2 separate regions of the Homo sapiens genome follow, and region 1 is linked to region 2. A link is a loop called in an ENCODE intact Hi-C map of the cell type or tissue named here. Cell type or tissue: PC-9. All regions are shown on one strand. Links, peaks and the distances in the headings refer to the core of each region. The heading gives the core; the rest is flanking DNA. Region 1 holds the start of PTPRN (protein tyrosine phosphatase receptor type N). Region 2 holds the start of LOC105373883 (a long non-coding RNA gene).

Region 1 (14,460 bases), core at 2,616-10,615, 61 kb after region 2:
TGGCAACAATATGGACTAACTAACTAAAGCTCCATACTGCTGGCCTGAGTATAAATTGGTAACATTTATTTATTTTTTTACTTTTATTTTATTCTATTTTAACAGTCTCATTCTGCCGCCCAGCCTGGACTGCAGTGGCACAATCTTGGCTCACCTCAACTCTGCCTCCCAGGTTCAAGTGATTCTCCTGCCTCGGCCTCCTGAGAAGCTAGAATTACAGGTGCACGCCACTACGACTGGCTAATTTTTGTATTTTTAGTAGAAACCGGGTTTCACCATGTTAGCTAGGTCAGCCAATTGGTAAAATTAACTTAGAAAACAGTTTTATATTAGCCATTAAAGTTGAACATATACTTACTATGGCCCATCAATTTCACTCCCAGGTATACCGTGGTTCTTAAATTTCAGCATGCATTAGAATCACCTGGAGGGATTGTTAAAGTCAGAGAGTCACATTCACAGTTGTTGCTTCAATAGTTCAGGAACCCAAGAATTTACATTTCTAAGAAATTTTCAGATACTGATACTGCTGGTCCAGAGGCCACAGTTCGAGAACTACTAGCTTAGAGAAATGCACACATATGTACACAAGAGGCGTGTGTACAGGAATATTCATAATAGCAGCTGGGCACGGTGGCTGACGCCTGTCATCCCAGCATTTTGGGAGGCCAAGGCGGGAGGATCACGAGGTCAGAAGTTAGAGACCAACCTGACCAACCTTGTGAAGCCCCCTCTCCTAAAAATACAAAAATTCGTCAGGCCTGGTGGCATACACCTGTAACCCCAGCTACTGGGGAGGCTGATGCAGGAGAATCACTTAAACCCGAGGCAGAGGTTGCAGTGAGCCAAGATTGTGCCACTGCACTCCAGCCTGGGTGACAGTGAGACTCCGTCTCAAAAAAAAAAAAAAAATTCATAATAGTGTGTCCAGAATTGGTGGGTTCTCGGTCTCACTGACTTCAAGAATGAAGTGCTGGACCCTCGCAGTGAGTATTACAGTTGTTAAAGGCAGCGTGTCTGGAGTTTGTTTCTTCTGATGTTCAGATGTGTTCCGAGTTTCTTCCTTCCGGTGGGTTCTTGGTCTCGCTAGCTCAAGAGTGAAACTGCAGACCTTCGCAGTGAGTGTTACAGCTCTTAAGGTGGCGCGTCTAGACTTGCTCGTTCCTCCCAGTGGGTTTGTGGTCTCGCTGGCTTCAGGAGCGAAGCTGCAGACCATCATCGTGAGTGTTACAGCTCATGAAAGCAGTGTGGACCCCACAACTGAACAGCAGGAACTTAATACAAAGAGCAAAAAAACAAATCCTCCCCCACGTGGAAGGGGACCCGAGTGAGTCGCTACTGCCGGTGGGGCAGCCTGCTTTTATTCTTTATCTGGCCCCACCCATATCCTGATGATTGGTCCATTTTAGAGAGAGCTGATTGGTCTGTTTTACAGAGAGCTGATTGGTCCATTTTGACAGGGTGCTGATTGGTGCATTTACAATCCCTGAGCTAGACACGAAAGTTCTCCACCTCCCCACCAGATTAGCTAGATACAGAGTGTCGATTGGTGCATTCACAAACCCTGAGCTAGACACAGGGTGCTGATTGGTGTGTTTACAAACCTTGTGCTAGATACAGAGTGCCAATTGGTGTATTTACAATCCATTAGCTAGACATAAAAGTTCTCCAAGTCCCCACCAGACTCAGGAGGCCAGCTGGCTTCACCCAGTGGATCCCACACCGGGGCCGCAGGTGGAGCTGCCTGCCAGTCCCGAGCCATGTGCCCGCACTCCTCAGCCTTTGGGTGGTCGATGGGACCGGGCGCCGTGAAGAAGGGGGCGGCGCTCGTCAGAGAGGCTAGGGCCGTGCAGGAGCCTACAGCGGAGGGGGAGACTCAGGCCTGGTGGGCTGCAGGTCCCGAGCCCTGCCCCGCGGGGAGGCAGCTAAGGCCCGGCGAGAAGTCGAGCACAGCAGCTGCTGACCCAGGTGCTAAGCCCCTCACTGCCCGGGGCCGGCGGGGCTGGCCGGCCGCTCCGAGTGCGGGGCCCGCCGAGCCCAAGCCCACCCGGAACTCGCGCTAGCCCGCAAGTGCCACGCGCAGCCCCGGTTCCCGCCCGCGCCTCTCCCTCCACACCTCCCCGCAATCTGAGGGAGCCGGCTCCGGCCTTGGCCAGCCGGGGAAGGGGCTGCCACAGTGCAGCGGCGGGCTGAAGGGCTCCTCAAGCTCGGCCAGAGTGGGCGCCAAGGCCGAGGAGGCGCCGAGAGCGAGCGAGGGCTGTGAGGGCTGCCAGCATGCTGTCACCTCTCAATAGCATTATGCATAATACTACCAAACCTGAAACAACCCAAATGTCCATCAGCAGAAAAATGGATTAAAAAAAATTTTTTTTTTTGATACGGAGTCTCTCTCTATTACCCAGGCTGGAGTGCAATAGCGCAATCTCGGCTCACTGCAACCCCCACCTCTCAGGGTCAAGCAATTCAGCTGCCTCAGCCTCCCGAGTAGCTGGGATTACAGGCATGAGCCACCACACCTGGCTGGGACTACAGGTACGTGTTACCACGCCCAGCTAATTTTTGTATTTTTTGTAGAGACAAGGATTCGTCATGTTGCCCGGGCTGGTCTCAATCTCCTGGGCTCACGTGATCCTTCTGCCTCGGCCTTCCAAAGTGCTGGGATCACAGGCATGAGCCATTGTGCTTGGCCTCTACAAAAAAAAAAAAAAAAATTAGCCAGGCATGGTTGCTCACAATGGTAGCTGCTCAGGAGGCTGGGGCAGAAGGATTGCTTGAGCCCAGGAGTTGAAGGCTGCAGTGAGCTATGATCTTGTCACTGCACTCCAGACTGGGTGATAGAGTGAGACCCTGACTCTAAATAAATAAATAAATGTTTAAAAATGTATTAGTCACTGTTAGAGGTCACTACACTACACAGACTCATTATTTTGCAGAAGGGTAAAGAGAAAAAGCTGAGAATATATGTTACCTTTCCAGTTGGAATTGCATTTTAGTGTAAACTAAACCCAGTTGATGAGAGAAAGCCCTTCTTTACAAAGTAAAATAAGCGATAAACGTGAATTGAATGATAGGATTATAAAAATCACCATTTTGCAACCTCTAATGAAATCATTTAGTCAAGGATGGATCACCAGTGAATAGTGAAACCATTAGGTGAAAAGTTGATGAGGAACTAGATAGTCTCACAGTGCCAAAGTATCATCCAAGAATTACATGCTGGTCACATTAGAAAACCACAGCTTTACATACAGAGATCTGGCTGTCTCTACCTTAAACCAGTGATCAATTTTAACATCACTAATAGAACAGTCAGACATCATGTACTTCCTGAAATGATGCAATGAGAGGCATTTTGCTTTAAAAATTCTTTAATTTGATACAGTCAATACTTCATATATAACTTCTAGTTTACAGGAAATACAGGTGATATACAGGTTATACACTGGAGAAATACAGGGAAATACAACATGAAGAAAAAAATCAGATAAACCCAGAAGAAGAGTTCTAAAGAAAAATTGACCTGGTCTATCAACATGACAATGTCAAAAATGGGGGAGGGGAGAGAGGATATGGTGTCTATGCTAATTTACAGAGATTAAGAAACATAACAAAGGCCGTGGTTGTTCTTAATTGACTGTTATTTTGAACAAAACACCTGAAAAGAAAAGGCATTTTTGGGGAAACAATCTGAGAAATTTGAATATGAACTGAGCATTAAATTATATTAAGGAATGCCCGGGCGCGGTGGCTCACGCCTGTGATCCTAGCACTTTGGGAGGCCGAGGTGGGTGCATCACGAGGTCAGGAGATCGAGACCATCTTGGCTAACACGGTGAAACCCCGTCTCTACTAAAAATACAAAAAATTAGCCGGGTGCAGTGGCAGGCACCTGTAATCCCAGCTACTCAGGAGGCTGAGGCAGGAGAATGGCGTGAACCTGGGAGGGGGAGCTTGCAGTGAGCCAAGATAGTGCCACTGCAGTCTGGCCTGGGCAAAAGAGCGCAAGACTCCTTCTCAAAAAAATAAAAAAAAAAATTTAAAAAATTATATTAAGGAATTATTGTAAATTTTTTTAGGTGTCATAACAGCACTTAGGTTATGCAGGAAAATGTCCTTATTTCTTGGAGATGCATAATGAAATATTTAGAAGAGAAATGTCATGATGTCTATCATTCATGTTTAAATACTAAAAAGAAGCAAATATTGTAAAACATCAATAACCATTAAGTATGGATGATGAGTATGTAAGTATTCATTATGCATTTCTGTCCTTTTTAAATTTTATTTTATTTTACTGGAAAGCAAGAGAGGAAGGAGATCAAATCTGAACTTAAGAAGCTCACTCCCCTACTTATTGGATGACTAGAGTGGAAGCAAAAGAGCAGTTACTAGCTGATTGCTGCAGTGGTCGTGGTGAAAGAGCACAGTGTTTCAGTTCAGGTAGTGAGGATGGACAGAAGTGGACTGATGGGAGATGTATTTTGCAGGGAGAAACCATAAAATGATTGATAGCCTCGAGGTGGCACAGACGGAGAGAAAGGAGAGTCAAAGCTAATGATGAGGCCAGGCCCGGTAGCTCACACCTGTAATCCCAGCATTTTGGGAGGCGAAGGCCGTTGGATCACCTGAGGTCAAGAGTTCAAGACCATCCTGGCCAACAAGGTGAAATCCCATCTCCAATAAAAATGCAAAAATTAGCCGGGCAAGGTGCTGTGCGCCTGTAATTCCAGCTACTAGGGAGGCTGAGGCAGGAGAATGGCTTGAACCCAGAAGGTGGACATTGCAGTGAGCCAAGATCACGCCAGTATCCAGCCTGGCCAACAGAGCAAGACTCCATCTCAATAAAAAATAAATAAAAGCTAATGATGACAGCTAATATGTATGGAGCATGTAGTATGCACCAGTCCAGTCATCCTTCTAAGTGATCCATATTAGTGTAACGAACAAAATCTTCACAATCACTGTGTGAGGCGGGTAGTAACTATTAACACCTCCACTTTGCAGATCAGGAAACTTGGACGCAGACAAGTTAAACAAGGTGCCCAAGGTCATACCCTTAGTAGATGCCCTGCTAGAACTGGAATCTAGGCATGCCTAACCATTTTTTCTTAAGGAAGAGAACAGTATCTTCAATGACAATGAGTAAGAGTACTTATTCTACCCACTTTTCTGCTTCTTGTCTTCGGGTTTATCGTTCTGGACCCACCTATCTTTCCTGGCCCCCCACTTAACTTAACCCTTTTCACCCACCCTGGGGCGGGGAGACAGAGGTGATCCTAGAAGAGGGCTACAGGGATGGGGCCAAGTGGGAATTCTAGCGAGGCGCCTACTATTTGATGGAGGAGGGATGGGCTAGGTAGGTCCCCCGCTCCGACAGGGCTCTTACGCCATATGTGACGCAAATTAGCTTACGAGCCGGGGGTGGAGGTGTCGTCAGCACCCGCCTGCGGTTGGCCGCGTTGCAGCGAGAGGGGCATGTAGACCCCGCCTCGTAGGGAGGTGGGGAGCGGCAAGCCCCGCCTCAGCCCCTCTGGCAGGCTCCCGCCAGCGTCGCTGCGGCTCCGGCCCGGGAGCGAGCGCCCGGAGCTCGGAAAGATGCGGCGCCCGCGGCGGCCTGGGGGTCTCGGGGGATCCGGGGGTCTCCGGCTGCTCCTCTGCCTCCTGCTGCTGAGCAGCCGCCCGGGGGGCTGCAGCGCCGTTAGTGCCCACGGTCAGGAGGAAACTTGGGCTGGCGGGTGGTGGGGGGCGGGGAGCAGCTTGGGGCCTGGAGCGAAACTCGGTGGGGGTGAGGGTGAAATGTCATGAAGCTCGGGGAGAATATGGGTTGGGGGAGGCATGCGAGATGAGGAAGGTGAGAGGGCGTCTCGGAGGAAAGGGGCGTAGGCCTGGAGGTGGGGCTGGGAATACGGGGGCGGGACCTAAGAGAATTGGGCTCTGGGGAAAATTGCAGGTTCGGGAGAAGGACACGGGGTGCATGTGGGCAGAGGGACTTAGAGACCGGCTGCGAGACCACAGGAGAAGCCACTTGCTCCGAGGCGCCTGGGAGGTGGTGACAGGCGCTGAGGAATGGGAAGGGGAGGTGGCGGGGAGAATGAGGGAACGGTGATCTCTGGGCAGTGGAAGCCTGGGCCGCAGACATAGAGTCCCAGCTGGGCAGAGAGAGAGGCCAGGGTTTCTCCGTAAGCCTAGAGAAGCTGATTGCAGCGATCTGATCTCCTGTAACGGGGGACAGCACGGGGAGGGGGCAGAAGAGGATGAAGAGGGGAGGGTCCTCTCTTGTCCCCCTCCCCACAGCCAGGCCTGGTGCTGACTCACATCTGTGCGGACAGAGACAGTCAGCGCTGACTCACGGACAGGGGGTGGGGGATGGGAGGGTGGCGCGTGGGGGAAGGGGCGCAGCCTCGCCGCCTGGCGCCCTCTTTCCCCACCCGGGCTTGGAGGCCCGAGAGGCAGAGTACTTCCTGTGACGCTGTGGGTTGGCAGAATACAACAGAGGGCTCAGGTCTAGTGGAGAGTCCTCGCTCTGTGACCCCTTCCTCTCTGGTAACCGCCTCCAAGGCCAGCCCTTGGCGGCGCCAGACTCAGAGCTTCAGCACCGCGGACAGCGCCAGCGGCTCGGGACAGCGCGAGGAGAGATGCCTAAGAGACACCCTCCCCAGCCCCACCCATGCCCTCTTTCCCCCGACCGGGGGAAGTGTGCTAGAACCTCTTCTGAGTTCCAGGCCATTATAGGATGCTTTTCCATATTTGGGAAGGAAATTCCTCTTTCAGAATTTGGCCAAAACCTCTCCTGCAGTAATTCTATGAATCTCTCTCCCTGCACCTGGAAGGTTTCTTCCCTATCACTCAGTTAAGCAAACAGAGGCTTTTAAGGATACAGACTCACAAATTCTTAAAATCCAAAACAAGATCCCATGCTTCCTTTTAAGAAATTCAGGCCTGATTCCTACTCTCCTCCCAGCTTAAGGCCTTCTTTAGAATGAAAGAATAAATTGCATCTGCTTCTCCCGTTCCCAGCCTGTCCACCCATCTGCCCATTCTCTGTGAGTGGGTGTCTGAGCCTCTGCTCACCTTTTCCTCTACAGGCTGTCTATTTGACCGCAGGCTCTGCTCTCACCTGGAAGTCTGTATTCAGGGTGAGTGAGGCCCAAGCATAGAACTCACAAGATCGGGGGGAGAGGGGCAATAAAAAACAAGAAGGGGAGAGAAGGCCCAGAAAGGAAGAGGGCTACTGGGCTTGAGAAGAAGGAAGACTTGCCTGGAGGAGGAGAGGTAGGGGAGAAAGTGAAGAGAGTACAGTCCATTTGCAACCTGGACTTTGGAAGGCCTCTTATTCAAGCCCCCTGCTGACACCACTTTTGTGCCCTTAGATGGCTTGTTTGGGCAGTGCCAGGTGGGAGTGGGGCAGGCCCGGCCCCTTTTGCAAGTCACCTCCCCAGTTCTCCAACGCTTACAAGGTGTGCTCCGACAACTCATGTCCCAAGGTAAGGTCTGGGTGCACTGGAGGAGAGAGATTGGAACTTGGTTAGTTATGGGTGGGGAAGAAGATTTCTCTTCAAGGAATATTCCTATCACCCCCACTGCTGGAGCCTCACCTTCCCATATCTTGCTAGAGTAAGAGGTGGAACCCTAGAGATGGGCTATTCACATTTGGACTCTCTGGAGAAGCCCAGAGGAGCCTTCTAAGAAGAAGTCACTGGAAAAGGCCAGCTTCCATCTTCTTAGGACCAGTTCCTCTCACTGGCATTGTCTGAGTGCTACAGAGCCAAGAACTCTGGAATCCTCAGCCAGGATAATATTCCACTCACCCAATTCCTCATTCAACAAGTATTTATTGAGTACTTACTATGTAGCAGGCATAGTTTTAGGTATTTGGAATGTATCGGGAATAAAACAAAGATCTCTGCTTACTGGAGTTTCTGTTTGGGGGATAAGGGGAGGAAACACGCTATAAAAGTTAGAAAATACATAGTGTCTTAGAAGATGATAAATAGCATATAATATTATAGCAGGATAAAGTGATCAAAATGGTGAGGTAGAAAGCTACAGTATTAAATGAGGAAATCAGGTGGTTAAGGTGGACATTATTGAGACTATGAAATCTGAACAGACTTTTTAAGGAGGTGGGGGAGTTTGTCAGAAGATTATCTAGGGGAAGAGTATTTCAGGCAGACCAAACAGTTAGGACAAAAGCACAATTCTGAAGAGCACCATGGAGGCCAGGGGACTGTAGAAGACTGATGGAGAGGAAGAGTAGAAGGTGAGGTCAGGTAGGTAATGGGGGAAGGGATGTGGATCACTTTAGGGCCTCATAGGGGAATGTATGGACATTAGCTTTACTCTGAGTAAAGAAGGAAACTATTACAAGATTTGGAGCTTGGGGGCACATGATCTGACTTACACTTGACAAGCATCACTTTTGCTGCTGTAGTGAGACTAGAATAGATGGAGTCAAGAGTTGGTGAGGGGGACCACTAAAAACCACCACAATAGGTTGCTCTGTCTATGGAGTGCCATTCTTTTGTTTCTTCACTTCTCTAATAAACTGCTTTCACTTTACTAAAACAAACAAACAAAAACTACCACAATAACTCAGATAAGAGATGAATGTGGATGGGGCCAAGGTGATTGCAGGGAAGGAATGAAGGATGAGAGAATTCTGCATTTATTTTTAAGGTAGTCAGCATTATTTCGTGAAATATTGGATATGGTTATAAAGAGAGGAGTCAAAGTTTTTTTGGGTTTATTTTGTTTGTTGATTGTTGTTGTTGTTGTTTGAGACAGAGTCTTGCTGTGTCACCCAGGCTGGAGTGCAGTGATGCAATCTCTTGCTCACTGGAACCTCCACCTCCCAGGTTCAAGTGATTCTCCTGCCTCAGCCTCCCGAGTAGCTGACATTACATGTGCGCGCCACCATGCCTGGCTAATTTTTGTATTTTTAATAGAGACAGGGTTTCACCATGTTGTCCAGGCTGGTCTTGAGCTCCTAACCTCAAGTGATCCATCTGCCTGGGCCTCCCAAAGTACTGGGATTACAGGTGTGAGCAACCGCGCTCAGCCAGGAGTCAAAGGTTTTATTTACTGAATAACTGAATCAGTGGAGATGTCACTAATTATAATGTGGAAACTTGCAAATGGTTCAACTTGGTGGGGGTGTTCAGCTTTGAATATGTTGAGTTTAAGATGTCTACTCAAGTGAAGCAGGAAGTTGAGTACATGAGACTGGATTCTGAGAGACAGAGTTCTCACCTGGAGATATAAATTTGGAATTCTTTGGCATATAGATGGTAATTACACCCATGAGGTGGATGAGATAACCAAAAGATTGAGTGTCTATTAAGAAGACCAAGGATCAAGTCCTAGATAATTCTTCTATTAAAAGGACCAGGCCAGGTATAGTGGCTCACACCTATAATCCCAATACTTTAGGAGGCTGGGGCAGGCAGGTCACGAGCTCAGGAGTTCGAGACCAGCCTGACCAACATGGTGAAACCTTGTCTCTACAAAAAATACAAAAATTAGCCAGGCATGGTGGCGAGCACCTGTAATCCCAGCTACTCAGGAGGCTGAGGCAGGAGAATCACTTGAACCTGAGAGGCAGAGGTTGTGGTGAGCCGAGATCGCACCACTGCACTCCAGCCTGGGTGATAGAGCGAGACTCCATCTCAAAAAAAAAAAAAAATGAGGACCAGGATAAAGAGAGGAACCATCAACTTCCTCTCAGGGAGACTGAGAAGGGGAAGCCAGTGGAGTAGGATTAAAAACAACAGTGTTCAGTGTCCCAGAAGCCAGGAGAAAGTGTATCAAGGAGGAGGAGTGACCAACAGTGTCAAATGATGATTACGGGATAAGTAAAATAAGATATGAAAATTGACCACTAGATTTGGACATGCAGACAAAGCTGCTCTTGATGAGAGCAGCTTTGGTAGAATAGTTGGGAATAAAATCCTGAATAAAGTGGATTAAGAGGGAATAGAAAGAAAGGAATTGGATACAGTCAGTATAGACAACTTTTTCTAGAAGTCTTGCTGCAAAGATATGGAGTGATCCCTAGAGAAGAAAGTGGGATCAAGCAGTATTTTTCTTAAGATGGAAGAAATTGCATATTGTTTGCATGGGAATAATGTGAATAATTCAGTAGAGAACAAAGGAAATTATGTAGGAAAGAAGAGAGAATTGCAAGGAGAATGTTCCTGAATAGGTGAGAGGGGATGAAATCTAGTGCTCAGAGGAACTGGCTTTAAATAGGAACACAGACAGCTCATCTAATGTGAATAAGCAAGGAGGCAGGTGTGGATGTTGGTAGATACCAGAATACAAGTTAAGAGCAGCACAGATTTTAAATCCAGAACTAGAGAAGAAAAAATGAGGGTGAAAAGTGGGAAATTATTCCTTTAGAATAAGTGACTGAACTTTCCTGAGAGCAGAGTTTTTTTGGGGGAAAGAGTCAAACAGGAGAGCTGTCTATGAATAAGATGATGATGATAATGGTGATGATGATGATGATGACGACAATGAAGATGATGATACATGTTTAAAACATGTGGATTATGCTTTAGAGTTTTCTAAGCACTTTGATTTCCCTGATCACACTTGATCTTCACAACAGCCCCCTGAAATATGTATCGTTTCCACTTTACAAACAGAGAAAGTTGAGGTTCAGGGTCAACACAAAGAATAATAACAATAGTAATAATAATTATGGTAATAGCATTTGTTAAAAGTTCACTACATGACAGGCACTATTCTAACCGTTTGATATGTATATGTGTTATTTTAATGATAATAACAATCCTAGGAGGTATAAATCCCCATTTTATTGATGAGGGAATTGAGGCTTGGAGAGGTTCAGCAACTTGCCCAAGGTTACATAATTCATCAGTAGCAAAGGCAGGATTCAAACCCAGGTGGTCTGGCTCCAATAGCTGTACCTGAGGGTGGGAAGAAGACAGCTCAGATCACCCACTGAGTTTGTCCCTCTACTCTGACAAACCCCATGAGCTGCAGGGCAGAGGGTACAGTTCTGATCCCCAGTGGTCCCCGTTACTGGATCCCCAGACTCCTGAACCAACTTACGCTGTCCTCTTTCCTGACAGGATTGTCCTGGCACGATGACCTCACCCAGTATGTGATCTCTCAGGAGATGGAGCGCATCCCCAGGCTTCGCCCCCCAGAGCCCCGTCCAAGGGACAGGTAGGCAGCCTTTCTCTACAACTCTAGCAATGGTGAGGCTGATGAATCTGTGGTTGTCCTAATTGATGGAGAGAAGGGGAAGGAAGTGGGCACCAAGGCCAGCATGCTGGGGCACAGGTAAAGAGGTGCAGGAATGGTCACTCTCTGACATGCTCACATGACCAAGAGGAGCTGAGCTCATCTCTAGGGATCCAGAAAAACGGGCATTTTTTGAATGTTTTGAAAAACATTGACATTGGCTACTTTAAAAGAAGCATCAATGTAGTCATCATGGGAGAAATTAGAATGCTGTTGGACTGAAGTTGTTCAATATTCCATTTCATTACTATGTGAATTTCTATATGACAGGAGCCACCATCATCTTTTTGTGGTTAGGGCCTCTAAAGGCATCATTCAGACTGCAAAGCAGAGGAAAGTAAATGAGGTTTAGGGAGCTCAGATGATGATACCAGGATGAAGATGGCATAGTGGTGGGGGGTGGAGGAGCAGTCCTGAATATTTGGACATATACTTGGAGAGCCAGGTGTGGGGACATGGCACACAGGGGCAACGGGGACAGCTGCAGCCACAGTTCATCTAGAGAAATTCCTGGTTGCCTTCCCCTGCTCCTGTTTGCCCCTTCTCCATCCCCAGCCTCATGATTACCCAGCCTTTGCAGTTGTTTCAGAGACTCAGCCATGCTCACCAGGGAGGCAGATACCTCTGCCCTCAGCTTGGCCCTCTGGTCCCTCCCCATTCCCACCCAGCCCATCTCTCTTCCCCTGAGGTCACTCAGTTTCTAAAGAGGTCAGGCCTGCTCTTAACCGCTGAGCCTGCCTGGCCCCGAATAGTTCTGCCTTGCAGGCTCTCTATGCCCTTTCCCCCGCTCCAACACACACACTTTGCTTTCCTCTACAGGTCTGGCTTGGCACCCAAGAGACCTGGTCCTGCTGGAGAGCTGCTTTTACAGGACATCCCCACTGGCTCCGCCCCTGCTGCCCAGCATCGGCTTCCACAACCACCAGTGGGCAAAGGTGGAGCTGGGGCCAGCTCCTCTCTGTCCCCTCTGCAGGCTGAGCTGCTCCCGCCTCTCTTGGAGCACCTGCTGCTGCCCCCACAGCCTCCCCACCCTTCACTGAGTTACGAACCTGCCTTGCTGCAGCCCTACCTGTTCCACCAGGTAAGTCCTTGACTCTGGTCCCACCCCAACCGCAGTCCCTCAGCCCGGACTTCTGCTCTTACCCAGATCTCTGGTTTTCCACAGTTTGGCTCCCGTGATGGCTCCAGGGTCTCAGAGGGCTCCCCAGGGATGGTCAGTGTCGGCCCCCTGCCCAAGGCTGAAGCCCCTGCCCTCTTCAGCAGAACTGCCTCCAAGGGCATATTTGGGGACCACCCTGGCCACTCCTACGGGGACCTTCCAGGGCCTTCACCTGCCCAGCTTTTTCAAGACTCTGGGCTGCTCTATCTGGCCCAGGAGTTGCCAGCACCCAGCAGGGCCAGGGTGCCAAGGCTGCCAGAGCAAGGGAGCAGCAGCCGGGCAGAGGACTCCCCAGAGGGCTATGAGAAGGAAGGACTAGGGGATCGTGGAGAGAAGCCTGCTTCCCCAGCTGTGCAGCCAGGTAACAAGGTCCTCAGCATCCACCTCCCTGTGAGGGCTGCTTTGGGGGAACCATGGTGGGGCCCTTCCCTGACAATCTATGCGTTTGTTAACTTGTCCTTAAAGTCATTCATACATTTAAGGAATGTCTACTGACAAGCTGTTCTATGCCAGGCACTAGGGAAGTGGTGGGGAGTGGAGTTGACGTGACTCTCCTTCCAGTGGAGAGTCAAGATGTCCTGAAGTTTGATCTGGGTCCCAGGAAGAACTTTCCCCCAAAGTGTGGACAAGGGCTGGGAAAGGGAGGGCATCTCTTGGTGTCCTGGTGTCTGGGAAGACTCTCTTAACATGCTAGTCCCTTCCCACCCTCACTCACTCATCTGCATCCCTCAAGTTCACTGCGCAATCAGCCCTAAGCTCTGTGTCTGGCTCCCAGCAGATGCGGCTCTGCAGAGGCTGGCCGCTGTGCTGGCGGGCTATGGGGTAGAGCTGCGTCAGCTGACCCCTGAGCAGCTCTCCACACTCCTGACCCTGCTGCAGCTACTGCCCAAGGGTGCAGGAAGAAATCCGGGTAAGTGTCCAGGCAGAGGGAGGGACCAATATCTCCCGGCTCCATGGAGGCCTCTTGCCCTGCCTCGAGACCACTTGGAGTAGCCTGGAGAGGAAGAGTCAGGCTTCAGGGGAAAGAGTTCCTTTGAGACATAGGGTCATTGCCAGCAAGGCAGGGAGCAAGGGGGTAGGGTGGCAAGCTTAGGAGTTAGATCAGGAAAAGACTAGATGGTGGAAGTAATGGAAAAAGCAGCCAACAGAGGGTGTGAGCAGGGAAAAGGAGGCATCGGGAAGGATGGGTTGGTGACAATGAGGGCCTAAAAACGGGCATAGCCAGTACTAAGAAGAAGCCAGTAATTGATGGGTAGAGAAATAACTGAACAAAGAATAGCTTTGAGAGAGATGGCCAATGGTAGAGGGAGGAGTTAATAAAACAGTAAATTGGGAGGAGGAAGCAAAAAGGAATGAGGCCAGGCTTAGGATGAGACCAGTAACAGGGTCTTGGTCACTGACTGAGATGAAGACCACAGCAAATGTTCCAGGCTCAGGGTCTCTGGCCCTTTCTCCCACTTGTGTTGTGTAGACCTTGGCCATGGCCATTTTTCCAGACTCTTGTTTTTCCTGTCTCGCAGGAGGGGTTGTAAATGTTGGAGCTGATATCAAGAAAGTGAGTCCCCAGCACCTCCTTGACTCATAATCACCCCATGGCAGCACGCCCCCTTGCCAAACCTAAATTTCAAATTCAGGACCTAGAATCTGTATCCTCCCACCCCTCATTTTGGGGGAAACCAAGGCCCAGAGACCGCAAGTTATTGCCTAAGGTCTCCCATCAAGTTGATGGCAGAACTGGAGCCAGAAAACTGAATTCTTAATTCATTCCTCTTTTCACTACAATCATTTCAGACCATGCTCTGAGGATTCCTAGGGGAGGAGGGAAGTTTCGAGCAGAGAGCCCTTCCTGAGCTTCTGTAGCAGGAGGAGCTCTGCTTCTTTCTGTTTCATGTGTTGGATTTCTAAGACTTTGTGGCTAAACAAAAGTCTAGAAACCATCGCCTGCCTGTTTGTCTTTTACCCTCACCCCAGCTTCTCTTGCTGCAGGGGTTTTCTGTCTCCAGCCCCATTCTGTGGATTAGTACAGACCA
Region 2 (16,165 bases), core at 1-8,000:
AGGCAAGCCCAAATACACTATGAAATGTCCATTATAGGTAGCTATTGAGAAAAAGATAAATTGTATAGTGTGTGTACTAACATGAAGAGATTACAAAGACATTGTTGAGTAGAAAAGGCAGGTTGCAGAACTGGACACAGGACAAGGAGTACCTTCAAAACATTATATGGCCAGGCACGGTGGCTTATGCCTGTAATCCCAGCACTTTGGGAGGCCGAGGTGGGCAGATCACTTGAGGTCAGGAGTTCAAAACCAGCCTGGCCAACATGGTGAAAACCTCTCTACTAAAAATACAAAAAAAATTAGCCATGCGTGGTGGTGGGTGCCTGTAATCCCAGCTACTCGGGAGGCTGAGGCAGGAGAATAGCTTGAGCCAGGGAGGCAGAGGCTGCAGTGAGCCAAGATTGAGCCACTGCACTCCAGCCTGGGCGACAGAGCCAGACTCCGTCTCAAAAAAAAAATTATTATATATTTTTATGTGTATATAAATATGCACGTAGATGTATACATGTATAGAAAAAGCCTGGAAAAATGCACCTGAAACTTTTACAGTGATCTTCTGGGTTGGGAGTGACAAAAGGGCCTTAGCCTTTTTGTAATGGTTTCCTTTTGTATAACAGAATGTACCATGTATTACTTATGTAAAAAATTTTACCCTCACACTGTATTTACTCTTACAATTGGCGTACAGTATTTTATTGTATAGATGGTCATTATTTATTCAGTCTGTTAATAATGGTCATTTAAGTTTTTCTCCAGTTGACAACTCTAAATAACATTGAGATAAATGTACATATATCATTGTACATTTGCCTTGGTTTTTCCCATGGGATAAATTCTAGAAAATGCCAGCTGAACTATAGTGACAGCAGACCAGTGGTTGCTTGAATGTCAAGGATTGAGAGAGAGTTTGGTTGCAAAAGGGTGCAAGAAAACTTTTAAGAGGGTGATAGAAATGTTACCCCAGAGGTGGAAGAAAATCCACATATAAATGGACCTGTGCAGTTCAAATTCATCCACTTACATGTGGATTTGTCCCAATAAAAGTTATACCGGCCAGGTGCGGTGGCTCACACCTGTAATCCCAGCACTTTGGGAGGCTGAGGTGGGCGGATCATGAGGTCAGGAATTCGAGACCAGCCTGGCCAACATGGTGAAACCCCATCTCTACTAAAAATACAAAATTTAGCAGGTTGTGGTGGTGGGCGCCTGTAATCCCAGCTACTTGGGAGGCTGAGGCAACAGAACTGCTTGAACCTGGGAGGCGGGGGTTGCAGTGAGCGGAGATCGCACCACTGCACTCCAGCCTGGGCAACAGAGCAAGACTCCGTCTTGGAAAAAAAAAAAAGTTATACCAAGTATGCCTGGCTCTCCTGAACCCCCACCCCTGCTACCCCCTATTCTACCTCCTCCGCCTCTTCTCCCACTGTTGCCCCAACCAACCCTTCTCTTCCTCCTCCTTGGCCTACTCAACATGAAGACGACAAAGATGAAGACTTTATGATGATCCACTTCCACTTAATGAATAGTAAATACATTCTCTCCCCCCCCCACCTTTTTTTTTTTTTTCAGACAGTGTCTTGCTCTGTTGCCCAGGCTAGAGTGCAGTAGCAAGATCTTGGCTTAGTGCAACCTTCACCTCCCAGGTTCAAGCGATCCTCCCACTCAGCCTCCTGAATAGCTGGGACTACAGGTGCCCACCACCATACCCAGCTAATTTTTTAATTTTTTAAAGAGACAGGGTCTCACTACATTTCCCAGGATGGTCTTAAACTCCTGGCCTAAGCATTCCTCCTGCCTCAGCATCCCAAAGTACTGGGATTACAGGCATAACATTTTCTTTTCTCTAGCTTATTTTATTGTAAGAATACAGTGTGTAATACATAGAATATACTTCATATGTGGTAATCTGTTTATGTCATCAGTAAAGCTTCTGGTCAACAGTAATTAAGTTTACAGGGAGTTAAAAGTTATACATGAAGGCTGGGTGCAGTGGCTCATGCCTGTAATCCCAGCACTTTGGGAGGCCGGGGTGGGCGTGTCACCTGAGGTTCGGAGTTTGAGACCAGCCTGACCAACATGGAGGAACCCTGTCTCTACTAAAAATACAAAATTAGCCGGGCATGGTGGCACATGCCTGTAATCCCAGCTACTCGGGAGGCTGAGGCAGAAGAATCACTTGAACCCGGGAGGCAGAGGTTGTGGTGAGACAAGATTGTGCCATTGCACTGCAGCCTGGGCAACAAAAGCGAAACTCCATCTCAAAAAAAAAAAAAATTGGGGTATTATTTCCATATAATAAATTATACACTTAAAGTGTAAAATTCTATGAATTTTGACAGATATACCATATACACCTGGGAAACCACCACCACAATCAAGATACAGAACCTTTCCATCATCCTCTTGTACCCCTTTGCAATCAATCTCTCTCTCCACTCCTGACGTCCAAGCAACCATTGATCTGCTTTCTGTCACTATAGATTAGTTTACCTTTTTTAGAATTTTCTTTTCTTCTTTTCCTTTTTTCTTCTGAGACAGACTCTCATTCTGTCACCCAGGCTGGAGTGCAGTGACGCCATCTCGGCTCACTGCAACTTCTGCCTCCTGGGTTCAAGCCATTCTCCTGCCTCAGCCTCCTGAGTAGTGGGGATTACAGGTGCGTGTCACCACGCCCAGCTTTTTTTTTTTGTATTTTAGTAGAGGCGGGGTTTCATCATGTTTGCCAGGCTGGTCTCAAACTCCTGACCTCAGGTGATCTGCCCACCTCAGCCTCCCAAAGTGCTGGGATTATAGGCGTGAGCCACCACGCCCAGCCCCTTTTATCTTCTCTTCCTCTTTCTCCTTTTTTTTTCCTCCTCCTCCTCCTTCTTTCTCTTGTATTTGTCCATTCTCCTTTTTCCTTAACTTAGTCTATTCTGTGTATTTTCTAAGTACCAGGATTCTTATTTGTTTGTTAATGCTAAGTGTGGTGGTGGTAAACCCTGCATGCTGTAGTATGACAGTTACTAGACTTTGACTGAGTGGTGGCTGTCCTTTGTAGGCCAGGGTTCACAGTAGGGAATGCTACCAGAGAACTGAGCTCCCTGATGTTAATGGTGATAGTAGGACTTCAGAGTAACAGTGGCCAGGTGGCAACATTTTACCATCATAGTTTGTGGTGTTTTCTGTCTCCTAATTATGCTGTAAGCATGGATTGTGTGTGTGTGTGTGTGTGTGTGTGTGTTGTTTGTTTGTTTTGAGACAGTGTCTTGGTCTGTTGCCCAGGCTGGAGTGCAGTGATGCAATCTTGGCTCACTGCGGCCTCAACTTCCCAGGCTCAAGTGATCCTCCTGCCTCAGTCCCCCTGAGCAGCTGGGACTACAGGCATGCGCCCCCACACCCAGCTAATTTTTTTTAATTTTTAGTAGAGACACGGTCTCACTATGTTGCCCAGACTGGTCTTGAACTCCTGGACTCAACCAATTCCCCCCACCTTGGCCTGGTATTACAGGTGTGAGCCACCATGCTCAGCAATTATGTGTATTCTTCCCCTTCTTTCTCTCTTCATTGACAAAATGATTTTAGGAGCGTGTCTAGAAAGGCTGGACTTATGCAGCTGCCGTTATCCTATGGGGACTGCAAATGTTACTTGTTAATGCAGTAAAATGTTGAAGGGGTTTGTAGAAGACACTGTTGGCAACTTACCTGTATCCGTCACTTTTACCATTTCAGTGTACACACTACCGTTTTCAGCTGCCAGCATCTGCACTTCTTGCCTGAGGGCTTTCTTTGCTGCTTGACTACAGTTTTCCACTCCCATGGCAGTTGGAAGTGCTGGGGAATTCAAGCTCCATCCCACAGCAGCTCTAAACAATAACTGGCAAGACTCTGTGTCTGAATACCACAGCTCCCTCCCATCTGGGGTGAGAGAACTCTGAGGCATGTAGTTTACACTGGCTCCCAGAGTCCCCCCAGCAGAATTCTGCTCCAGAGATAAGCCTGATAACACATGCCTCTATTGGCCACCTTCCCTTCCTTGTCTCCCTTTCCCACTCCCCAACCAATGTTTTCCTTCACCTCCCAGTAAATTCCTGTACACAGATCCTTGTCTCCGGGTCTGCTTCTGGGAAAACTGAAACTAAGTTAGAATTCTTCTGAGATTTTTAGATAAGGATGTCTGCTATTCTATTACGATTCAGCATTTTACTCTAGGTCTTTAGCTATGTACTAAAACAAGAAAAGGAATGAAAGAAAGGTGGAAAGGGAGGAATAAAACTTTCTTTTTATATTATTTGTTATGTAGAAAATCCAAAAGTTATACTATTTGAATTAATAAGTTATTTATTTATTTATTTTTGAGACCGAGACTCGCTCTGTCACCCAGGCTGGAGTGCAGTGGTGTGATCTTGGTTCACTTCAACCTCTGCCTCCAAGGTTCAAGCCATTCTCCTGCCTCAGTCTCCCGAGTAGCTGGGACTACAGGTGCACACCACCACACCCAGGTAATTTTTGTACTTTTAGTAGAGACAGGGTTTCACCATGCTGGCCAGGATGGTCTTGATCTCCTGGCCTCGTGATCGGCCTGCCTCGGCCTCCAAAAGTGCTGGGATTACAGGTGTAAGCCACTGCACCCGGCCGTAATGAGAGAGTTTATCAATACAGCTGGCTGAAAAATCAACATACAAATATCAATTTTATTTCTACATACCAATAAAAAATGGGTAGAAAACGAAATTTTTAAAAGGTTTACTTCTACAAGCATAAAAATCAAGTATCTGTCAATAAAGTTATGCAAGATCTCTACAGAGAAAATTTGTGTGTGTGTGTGTGTGTGTGTGTGTGTGTGTGTGTGTGTGTTTTTTGAGACAGAGTCTTGCTCTGTCACCCAGGCTGGAGTGCAATGGTGTGATCTTGGCTCACTGCAACCCTCGCCTCCCAGGTTCAAGTGATTCTCCTGCCTCAGCCTCCCAAATAGCTGGGATTACAGGCATGTGCCACCATGCCCAGCTAATTTTGTATTTTTAGTAGAGATGGGATTTCACCACGTTGGTCAGGCTGGTCTTGAACTCCTGACCTCAGGTGATCCGCCCGCCTTAGCCTCACGAAGTGCTGGGATTACAGATGTGAACCACCACACCCGGCCTCTATAGAGAAAATTTTATGTAAGAAGGTCCAAATGATTTGGAAGATATCTCTTATTCATGATGTGAAACTCAATATTGTAAAATATGTTATCCTCCAAATTGATACATAGATTCAGTGCAATTCTAATAAAAATACCGACAGTTTCTCTCCTCCTCCTTGCTTTTCTTCTTTTTGTGTGGGAGTTGACAAGCTGATACTTTTTTATAGCCAAGATTTGAGCTGGGTGTAGTGGTGCGTGCCTGTAGTCCTGTCTACTTGGGAGGCTGAGATGAAATGATTGCTTGATCCCAGGAGTTAGAGATCGGTCTGACAAACATAGTGAGACCCCGTATCTTAAAAATTTTTTTTAAAAAAGAATCGAAGAAGACAACTGCCTTATTTGTTGTCAAAGCTTATTATAAAAACTACAGAAATTAAGATAGTATATTCTTGGTTCAAGAATAAAACTCACCAATAGAACAGAGACAAATGAATATTTGATACTTGGTTTATGACAAAGGTGGCAATTTGGTTTTTTTTTTGTTTGTTTGTTTTTGAGATGGAGTTTCACTCGTTGCCCAGGCTGGAGTGCAGTGGCGCAATCTTGGCTCACAGCAACCTCTGCCTCCTAGGTTCAAGCAATTCTCCTGCCTCAGCCTCCTGAGTAGCAGTGATTACAGGCACCTACCACCACGCCCAGCTAATTTTTGTATTTTTAGTAGAGATGGGGTTTCGCCATGTTGGCCAGGCTGGTAATGTACTATAATAAAGTGGACATCCCAAGAATGCAGGTTTACTTCAACATATTAAAATTAATTAATGTAATACATTATATTATAGAATAAAGAGCAAAACCCACATGATCTCAATTGATGCAGAAAAAGCATTTGGTACAATCCCAAACCCTTTCATAATAAAAATATTCAACATTCAGAAATAGAAAAGAGCTTGCTCAACCTGATAAAGGCATCTATGAAAAACCCACGGCTGGCTAGGCACAGTGGCTCCCGCCTGTAATCCCAGCACTTTGGGAGGCCGAGGCGGGCGGATCACCTGAGGTCAGGAATTGGAGACCAGACTGGCCAACATGGCGAAACCCCATCTCTACTAAAAATACAAAAATTAGCTGGGTATGGTGGCATGTGCCTGTAATTCCAGCTACTAGGGAGGCTGAGGCAGGAGAATCGCTTGAACCCGGAAGGTGGAGTTTGCAGTGGGCCGATATCGCGCCACTGCACTCCAGCTTGGGTGACAGAGCAAGACTCGGTCTCAAATAATAATAATAATAATAATTTCTTCATACCTTGCATACTTTGCATACAAAGTTGTTTCCCTCCATCCTATGATGTCTAATTGTTTTATTTATGTATACTTATTATAAGTTTTAACCCTTAGTGACCCTAATTTGCTGTGAAAACTAGGAAGCAGGCAATTGTGAACTGCCTGTCATATATCGGCATCTTGTAGTAGATTAGTAAATTTATGAATATACTATTTTATAATTTCAGGAACATATGCTTCCTAATATAGTACAGTCTTTCAGTGTGGCAAAGAACATGCTTATTAGTAGACCCAAATATATTTAGCTTCTCTATATCATATAAAAATAAGATGCCAGAAGTATATACGCTTAAATTTATGCTTAGTAGTTAATGTTTCAGTAGTTTATCTTACTTACAAATGGTTCAGACATTTAATGAATATCTACTGCTTAATTTAACCTAACTTTAAGTTTGCAAGTTACCAAATAAGATTTGGAAACTGATTCAGGCAGACATACTGTAACATCAAACAAAGCTAGCCATCATCTCAAGTTATTTTTCTTGTTGACAAATCAGGTAAGTGTAAAAAATGGCCAGGCATGGTGGCTTACGCCTATAATCCCAGCACTTTGGCATGCCGAAGTGGACAGATCCCTTGAGCCCAGGAGTTCGAGACCAGCTTAGGCAACATGGCCAAACCCCATCTATACAAAAATTGTCTGTCCATGGTGGCATTCTCCTGAAGTTTTAGCTACTTGGGAGGCTGAGGTGGTAAGAATTGCTCGAGCCTGGGAGGTTGAGGCTGCAATGAGCCATAATCATGCCATTGTACTCCAGCCTGGGCAACAAAGCTAAACCCTGTTTAAAAAAAAATAACAGAAGCAAAAAACCTAAAAATTTAAATATATGGTTCTTCTCTGTCTTTTTTTAAAAACTGCTATGCTTGATATGCATCAAGCAATTTATTTTTATTGTATATTTTATTCTTAGTTTAGATTTATAGTTTTATAACCTTAAACATCTAGTTGATATAACATTGTTTGACCAGTAAACCCAGGTAAAATAAAATTGTAGTTCTGCATTCTATTTAATGCTGACAACTCCAAAGACATTTCTGCTTTTATTTTATCAACAATTTTTTTTTTTTTTTTTTTTTTTTTTTTTTTTTTTTTTTACAGAGCCTGGCTCTGTCACCCAGGCTGGAGTGCAATGGAATGGAGCCATCTTGGCTTACTGCAACCTCCGCCTCCTGAGTTCAAGTGATTCTCCTGCCTCAGCCTCCTGAGTAGCTGGGATTACAGGTGTGTACCACCACGCCCAGCTAATTTTTGTATTTTTAGTAGAGGCGGAGTTTCACCATGTTGGTCAGGCTGGTCTTGAACTCCTGACCTTGTGATCAACCTGCCTCGGCCTCCCAAAGTGCTAGGATTACAGGCGTGAGCCACTGTACCTGGCTTTTTTTTTTTTTAATCTATATAAACAAGGTCTCACTCTGCTGCCCAGACTGGATTGCAGTGGTGTGAACACAGCTCACTGCAGCCTTGAACTTCTAAGCTCAAGGGATTCACCTGCCTCAGCCTCCCAACTAGCTGGGATTACAGGCGCCTGCCACCACGCCAGTCTAATTTTTTGTATTTTTAGTAGAGGCGGGGTTTCACCATGTTGGCCAGGCTTATCTTGAACTCCTGACCTCAAGTGATCCACCCACCTCGGCCTCCCAAAGTGCGGGGATTACAGGCGTGAGCCCCTAAGCCCGGCCTACTTTTTAAACTTTTTGTAAAGACCAAGTCTCAGTATGTTGTCCAAGCTGGTTTCAAACTCCTGGGCGCAAGTAATGCTCCTGTCTCAGCCTCCCAAAGCACTGGGATTAGGGGTGTGAGCCACTGCGCCCAGCCTGCCAACAATCTTAAAACTAATTTTATTTACCCAAAAGACTTAACAAGGCCCATGTGTTCAGATTCCTGTCTGTGTCCCCATCTTTGGAGGAAGGACACCTTTCACATGGGGAAAGGATCAGGGAGATCCCTTCAGGAGAGAAGGATCAGGGAAGTCAGAGAGATTGTCCTGCACATGCTGTTTCTCAGATCCTTCCAGCTTAAAATATTCAACATGCCAGTGTGCCATGTTTCTGGGTGGCATGTCCTGAACCCTCTTATTGGATAGTATAAATGGCTATTCACTCTGAAAATCTGTTGAGCTGTATCTTTACATTCTGTCTACTTCTGTTCATATGTATTACCTTTCATAATCAAAAGGTAAAAATACTTTTTTTAAAAAAAAGCATAAAAGCTTCTAAACACAAAAGTTGGTGTCAGAAATATTCTAAATGGAAAGAGGAAAAGAGTGGCTCCTAAGATGACTGGATTATTAGAAGTAAAGAAATGCCCTCCCTTCTTGCCCAATAAACTCCAGAAGCTCCCAGAGTGGCCCTAGGCGAGAAGAGATGAGAGGGAGGGTCAGCCGTGCTCTCCAGGGAAATCCCCTTGTTTTCCCCAGGCCAGCCCCAAAGGGGCACTAGTCTACACTGAACTCTCAACTTCCAGGCAATAGAGACCACCCTTTCTCTGCTGCTTTATTTGACAGCTTAGGAAAGACTGAAATGTTCAAACAAAAATGAACAACAACAGAAAGCCTTGACAAAGGAAAGCCAGATGCAGAGGACCATGGATCCACATATCCTAAATGCAAGGGAGAGCCTGCTCTCCAGGCTCCAGAGCCTTCCACTCATGGGCTACCCCAGGAATAATAGGGACTCCTCCCTGAGTCTCCCCACTCCTGACTCCAGGCTTTCCTCCCACAGCAGGTGACATTCCTAAGTTTGTATGCATGTGCCAGCACACATTTATATATACAAGTGCAATATGTACATAGTAATGCACACACATATTCTCAAACCTACACACATACACCTCACACACATACATAAACGTAACATATATACACCTACACACACATAAACAGACACATGCGGACTTACACATGGACATCTATACAGAAACACACACATGTAAGCATACATGCACACACACAACACAGGTGCACATGCACATACAATGTTTGCAAACATATACAGCCACAGGCATAGACACACATATACACCTGGATACATATACAAACCCATCACACATGCATACATATGCTCATTCACATACTACAAATACATACAAAAAGGCATACACATATATGCACACATGCACAACATACAAACACAGAGACATGCATGTAGGCATAATACATGCATGCATACTCGTGCGCAAAAAACACACATGTGCAATACACAGATACATATACATAAATGCATGCATACACATATGCAGACAATACATAGATACATGTCACACAAACATATTGCTATATATCCATATATACATATGCAAAAACATACACATATATACACAAACACACACATCTTTATGTACACACCCACAAACACACACCCCACATACCCACACGCACATACTGCATGTGATAGCCATCCTACAAGATGACCTCCAGTGATCCTTACCTCTTGGAATTCATGCCTTTGTGTAGTCCCTCCCACAGTGTATCAGGGTTGGTCTCTGTGGCCAGTATAATATGGCAGAAATGATGGCATGGGACTTCCAAAGCTAGGTTTTAAAAACACTGTGGCTTTTGCCTGGTTCTCTCTCTCTCTCAGGTCACTCACTCCAGAGGAAGCCAGCTGCTGTGTCATGAGGCACTCAAGCAGCCATATGGAGAGGCTGATGTGGTAGGGAACTGAGACCTCCTGCCAACAGCCAGCATCGTCTTGCCAGGAGGGTGAGTCATCTTGAAAGTGGATCCTCTAGCCCCACGCAAGCCTTCAGAAGACTACAGCCAACCCTGAGTAACATCTTCACTGCAACTTCAAGAGAGACCCTGAACCAAAAATACCCAGCTAAGCCTCTCTCAGATTCCCAGTCCACAGAAACTGTGAAATAGATGTTTATAGTTTAAGCGACTAAGCTTTGGGGTAATTTGTCATGTAGCAATAAGCCATAGATATTCTTTGCTAAAACTGGATTTTTAAAAAAAGTAATAGACAATGAATACAAGTACACTACATGTACACATATACACATTGACACACACATCCCATCTACATACACAAATACATCTCCCACACATACAAACCTACATACGCACACACAAACACACATGCATACAGTACACATTGATTCATACAAACACATGCACACACATATAAACACATGGACACAACACCCATGCACAAACATATAAACACATGTATACACATATAAACACATGTACGCATGCGCAAGTCCCGAGAACCCACTTCTAGAGTCTTTGGGCTCTTCACCATCTAGATGCCCACCTGGGGCTCCCCATAGAGCTCTGACCCATCTCGGAGGAGCTGCCTCTTCTCTCTCTTTTTTTTTTTTTTTTTGAGATGGAGTTTTGCTCTGTCACCCAGGCTGGAATGCAGTGGCACAATCTCTGCTCACTGCAACCTCTGCCTCCCGGGTTCAAGCAATTCTTCTGCCTCAGCCTCCAGAGTAGCTGGGACTACAGGCACATGCCACCATGGCCAGCTAATTTTTGTACTTTTAGTAGAGACGGGGTTTCACCATGTTGGCCAGGCTGGTCTTGAACTCCTGACCTTGTGATCTACCCGCCTCGGCCTCCCAAAGTGCTGGGATTACAGGCGTGAGCCACCGTGCCTGGCCTGAGGAGCTGCCTCTTCTCTAGGAGATTCCCACCAGAGGTGATCCTGTCCTTGAGGGAAGACCTTGTTTCCCGACAAAGGGTGGTGGCCTGAGTCTTGCAGGCCTCAGTGCAATGATAGCACCATCCCCACTGGCTATCCAAGAAGAGGCACAGGCATGGTGGCCCACCCTCTCCCTATCAAGGTGGGCAGCCTTTGTTCCCTGGGGTCAGGTGGGCTGTCTCACACCTTCCCCCTGGTGAGCTGTAAGGCAGGTCTCCTGGATTCTGCTCCTGATTCTCTACCAGACCAGGCCTCTCTGCCCTTCTGGGTTTCAAGGTCTTTCACCTTGAAACCTTGGGGCATAGCCGAAATCTACAAACCCAGAGAGGCTGAAGCTGAAAGGAACTAGAATTCAACTCACAATGCATTTGTGCAACACGAGGCTGCTTTATATCCATCATCTCATTTCATTTTCACAGTCACCCTGATGAGCTGCCCATCTAACAGATAAGAGCACTGAGGCAGAGGTGTTTCATCTGGGGCCTCAGGACCCAAAATCTGTTTCATTTTGGAGCATCCAGGCTGAGCTAGGTCCTGAGCCAGACACTGAGGATGTGATAGCAAATCAAACAGACATGTCTTCTGTCCTCTTGAAATTTACACTCCAGTGGGGAGACGCAAATAAACAAGTAAACAAAGGAAGAAGTCCATCGGCCGCGGTGGCTCATATCTGTAATCCTAGAACTTTGGGAGGCCAAGGCAGGTAGATCACCTGAGGTCAAGAGTTCAAGACCAGCCTGGCCAACATGGTGAAACCTCATCTCTAATAAAAATACAAAAATTAGCTGGGTGTGGTGGCAGGCGCCTACAATCCCAGCTACTTGGGAGGCTGAGGCAAGAGAATTGCTTGAACCCAAGAGGCAGAGGTTGCAGTGAGCCAAGATCGTCATTGCGCTCCAACCTGGGCAACAGAGCAAAAACTCCATCTCAAAACAAACAAAACAAACAAACAACAACAACAACAACAACAAAAAACGAAGAAGTCATGGACAGTGGTAAGAGTCATGAAGGTAATGAAGTGACAATTATTCCTAGGGACCAGAAACTACTTGGTGGGGAGGGTTATACTAGAACAAAGAGATAACAATGGAGGGTGGGGAGAAGCAGAAATGGCCTTTGAGAAGGACTCAGGTGTTCAAAGAATGGAAAGGAGGCTGGGAACAGAGAGAGCAAGATGAGAGAAGGAAATGAGGCTGGAGAGGAAGGCAAGGCTAGATCACGTTGGGGCTCATAGGCCATGGTCGGGAATTTAGCGTTTATTCAAAAGTGTAAATGAGGTGATCCATTGGATGGTGTTAAGCAAGGGAATAACATGCTTTAATTTATATTTTGGAAAGCTTCTCCTGGTGCTTAAGAGATTACAGGGAGGCAAGAGTGGAACAACAAATATTCAACAAGAACGACTGAGCACCTACAGTACACCAGACACAATCCCAGACTCCTAGAACACACCCCAAGTCATTAGTTACTCCAGGCAACTAGATGAGATTCAATTTCTGTAACAGGTGAAAGACGATGGCCAGCTGGGCATGGTGGCTCACGCCTGTAATCCCAGCACTTTGTAAGACTGAGGCAGGAGGTTCACTTGACCCTGGAAGTTTGAAACCAGCCTAGGCAACATAAGATCTTGTCTCTATTAAACATTTACAAAAATAAAAATAAAAGAAAGATGATGGTGGTTTGAACAAGGGCAATGGCATTGGGTCTGGGAAAAATGTAAACTGTAAGAGAAAATTTTTGCAGGGAGAAACCTGAACAATGCATAGGAGGTGCCACTGACAGAGAGGGAGCATCAAAAAGAACAGTAATAGCCAACGTTAATTGAGTGCTTCTGATGTATGCTTATGATGTGCTGGTCCCATCATATTTCTAAATCCTTCAAAGGTGTTAAACTTATTAATCCTTCTAAGAACACTGTAAGCTAGACGCTACTGTCAAACTCATTTTACAGGTGAGGGAACTGGGGCACAGAGGAAGCAAAAAACTGCCTGCAGGTATTTGGATTTGGCTCCAGCACACTGTCTTTTTTGCCCGGAGAGGGGTAGGAAGAGAGAGACAGGGTCTTGCTCTGTCACCCAGGCTGGAGTACAGGATCACGATTCACTGCAGCCTTGACCTCCCGGACTCACATGAGCCTCCCACCTCAGCCTCCCAAGTAGCTGGGACCACAGGTGCCTGCCACCACACCCGGCTAATTTTTAAATTTTTTTTTAGAGACGGGGTCTAACTATGTTGCCCAGGCTGGTCTCAAACTCCTGGGTTCAATCTATACTCCCACCTCAGCCTCCCGAAGTACTGGAATTACAGGCGTGAGCCACCGCACCCGGTCCCAGCACACTATTTTAACAAGTAAGGGACACTGCTTCTCAAGAAGGACACCCAGTGCCATTTGCCAATATGCAATTCTGGATTTTATCAAGCCCCCCCCCCCATCGTTAATCCCTGGTGATAAGAAGTGGGAGTGAGGGGGAGGCAATATGGTGTGTGGGGGTGTGTGTGTGTGTGTGTGTGTGTGTGTGTGTGTGTAGGCGGGTAGGGGGTTGGGATTCTAGATAGGGGTCGACCATATTCAGGCAACACCCCACTCTTAAAAGCAGGACTCTGACGCCAAGACACGGGAGAGCCGGGGTTGGGGACCTTGCTGCAGCCGGCCTCCGACTGGCCGCGCTGCGGAGAGAGGGACGCGCAGAGCCGCCTGGCCTGGCTCTGGCCGCGGTCGCTGCGGTGCAGGCGGGGCAGCGCGCGCCCAACAAGATGCGGGGGCCCCTGCGCGCGCATGGGGCTCGGGGCCCAGCGGGGGTGCCTCTGATTCTCTGCTTCCTGCTGCTGAGCAGCCGCCCGGGGGGCTGGGACGCCATTAGTCCCCACCGTCAGGAGGAAACCTGGGGGAAGGGCAGGGGCGATCCTGAGGGAGGGCTGCGGGTTGGTGGGTGCACACAGCTCAGAAGCTAGGGAAGTGTGCGGGATGGGAAGAGAAAGCCAGAGGGCGTCTTGGAAGCGGGGTCTTAAACGTCGGAAGACGGGGTGGAAACTAGAACTACAAGAACTCCAATTCGGAGTTGGGCAAGAGGGAGTGCCCAAGGGACCGAGATCCGGGCCATGTGAGACGCGCTGAGGGGTCAAGGCAAGGTGCCCAGCGCTGGGGGGTTGGCATCTCCGGCAGGAGTCCGGAGCGCGGGCATCCAGTCCCCACCTCGGGAAGAGCCCAGTCCTGGGCCGGGGCCTCCCCTCAACCTGGGGAGGCGGCTGGGGGAGGGCGCAGCAGAGGATTGGGAGGAATCCTAGCCTTCTCCGCACCCTGCACACCCCACACCCGATGGCCACGGGTTCCTCCACCTGGTGCTCGAGCTTGGACACCAATGCGGAGGGCTTCCTGCGGCGCGCTGTGTGGGCAGGGTGCCTGGTGGGCAGAGGGTCACGCCTGTGCGGATGCCTGGGTGCTCTCACCTTCCCCAGCTCCGCCCTCGCCTTTGGGAGCCACGTCAAACCAAACCCCGCCGCTGTGTGGGTCCAGGGCGTCAGCGCTGATGACAGCGGGGGGGGGGCGCCCAAGGTCGCTCTTTACTTATCAGTCCTGGGACTACTGCCTCAGTCCTGAAGTCCCTCCTCACGGGTAGGGTGCTGGGGTCTCTCTACACATATCTTCTTTTTCTTTGGAGTCTGTCTTTATATTTTATAATTAGCTTCTACTTACGCCAAGAAACACGGTTTTTTCCATTTACAGTAGCAAAGTTGCCCTTTAAAATAATTTCACTTGGCTGGGCGCGGTGGCTCACAGCTGTAATCACAGCACTTTGGGAGACCAAGGCGGGTGGATCACTTGAGGTCAGGAGTTAGAGACCAGCCTGGCCAACGCGGTGAAATCCCATCTCTACTAAAAATACAAAAATTAGCTGGGCTTGGTGGTGCGCACCTGTAATCCCAGTTGCTCGAGTGGCTGAGGAAGGAGAATTGCTTGAACCTGGGAAGCGGAGGTTGCAGTGAGCCAAGATTGCACCACTGCACTCCAGCCTGGGAGACAGAGTAAGACCCTGTCTCTAAATAAATAATAAATTTAAAATAATTTCACATAAATAAAAAGCATGAATCATCAACTTGAAGAGTAAGGCAGTAATAGCACAATGGTACAAAGATAAGTCAAAAATCATGTTGGTGGTTCTCAAATAACTAAAGTTTGGGGAACGCTGTGCTTCCATTTTGTTAAAGTTATTAGTGTTTTTTTGTCGTTCTTTGTCTGTTTGTTTGTTTGTTTGAGACAGAGTTTCGCTCTTGTTACCCAAACTGGAGCGCAATGGCGCGATCTCAGCTCACTGCAACCTCCACCTCCCAGGTTCAAGCGATTCTCCTGTCTCAGCTTCCGGAGTAGCTGGGATTACAGGCATGCACCACCATGCCCGGCTAATTTTGTATTTTTAGTAAGAGACAGGGTTTCTCCATGTTGATCAGGCTGGTCTCAAACTCCTGACCTCAGGTGATCTGCCCGCCTCGGCCTCCCAAAATGCTGGGATTACAGGCATGAGCCACTATGCCTGGCCAGTTATTAGTGATTTTTAAATAATGTTATTGACATATAATTCAGCCATTTAAAATGGCTTTTAGTATATTCACAGAGTTGCACAACCATCACCACAATCGATTTTGTAACATTTTCATTACCCCAAAAAGAAAACTGTGCCCATTAGCAGCCACTTCCCATTCCCTCCCCCAACCACCCTCCTCAGCCCTAGGCAACCACCAATGTACTTCCTATCTCTATGGGTTTCCCTATTCTGCACATTTCATATAAATGGAGTCACACAACCTGTGGCCTTTTGTGACTAGCTTCTTGCATTTAGCATAATATTTCCAGGGCTCTTCCATGTTGTAGCATGTATCAGCACTTCTTTTCTTGTAATTGATGAAGAGTATTCCCATTGTATCTTGTTTCTCCATTCATCAATTGATGGACATTTGAGTTGTTTCCACTTTGTAGCTATTATGAATAATGCAGCTATGAAATCCATGTACAGGTTTTTGTGTGGATATCTGTTTTCACTTCTCTTAAGTATACATCTAGGAGTGAAATTGC

Evidence for each region. Peaks named below come from ENCODE experiments on the same cell type or tissue, not always from the same donor. Only the 100,000 strongest peaks of a DNase experiment are listed, where the experiment ranks them.
Region 1: it touches region 2 in a loop (4-fold over the local background); 7 of 110 quality-filtered maps call a loop at or near these places.

The regions. Positions count from the first base shown.
Region 1 is chr2:219,300,468-219,314,927 of GRCh38, reverse strand. PTPRN (protein tyrosine phosphatase receptor type N) reads left to right here and starts at 5,527. Exons shown (of 23, transcript NM_002846.4): 1 at 5,527-5,710; 2 at 7,086-7,136; 3 at 7,371-7,484; 4 at 11,097-11,193; 5 at 12,091-12,352; 6 at 12,437-12,791; 7 at 13,209-13,340; 8 at 13,951-13,985. The coding sequence starts at 5,596. In PC-9, for the core only: no CTCF peak of the experiment used is centred there; no DNase peak of the experiment used is centred there; H3K27me3 peaks cover 3,668 bases.
Region 2 is chr2:219,356,670-219,372,834 of GRCh38, reverse strand. DNPEP (aspartyl aminopeptidase) reads left to right here. Exons shown (of 15, transcript NM_012100.4): 15 at 1-792. LOC105373883 (a long non-coding RNA gene) reads left to right here and starts at 2,783. Exons shown (of 2, transcript XR_923917.3): 1 at 2,783-4,484; 2 at 10,027-10,333. RefSeq lists an enhancer at 10,223-10,272. In PC-9, for the core only: no CTCF peak of the experiment used is centred there; a DNase peak (open chromatin) is centred at 3,784.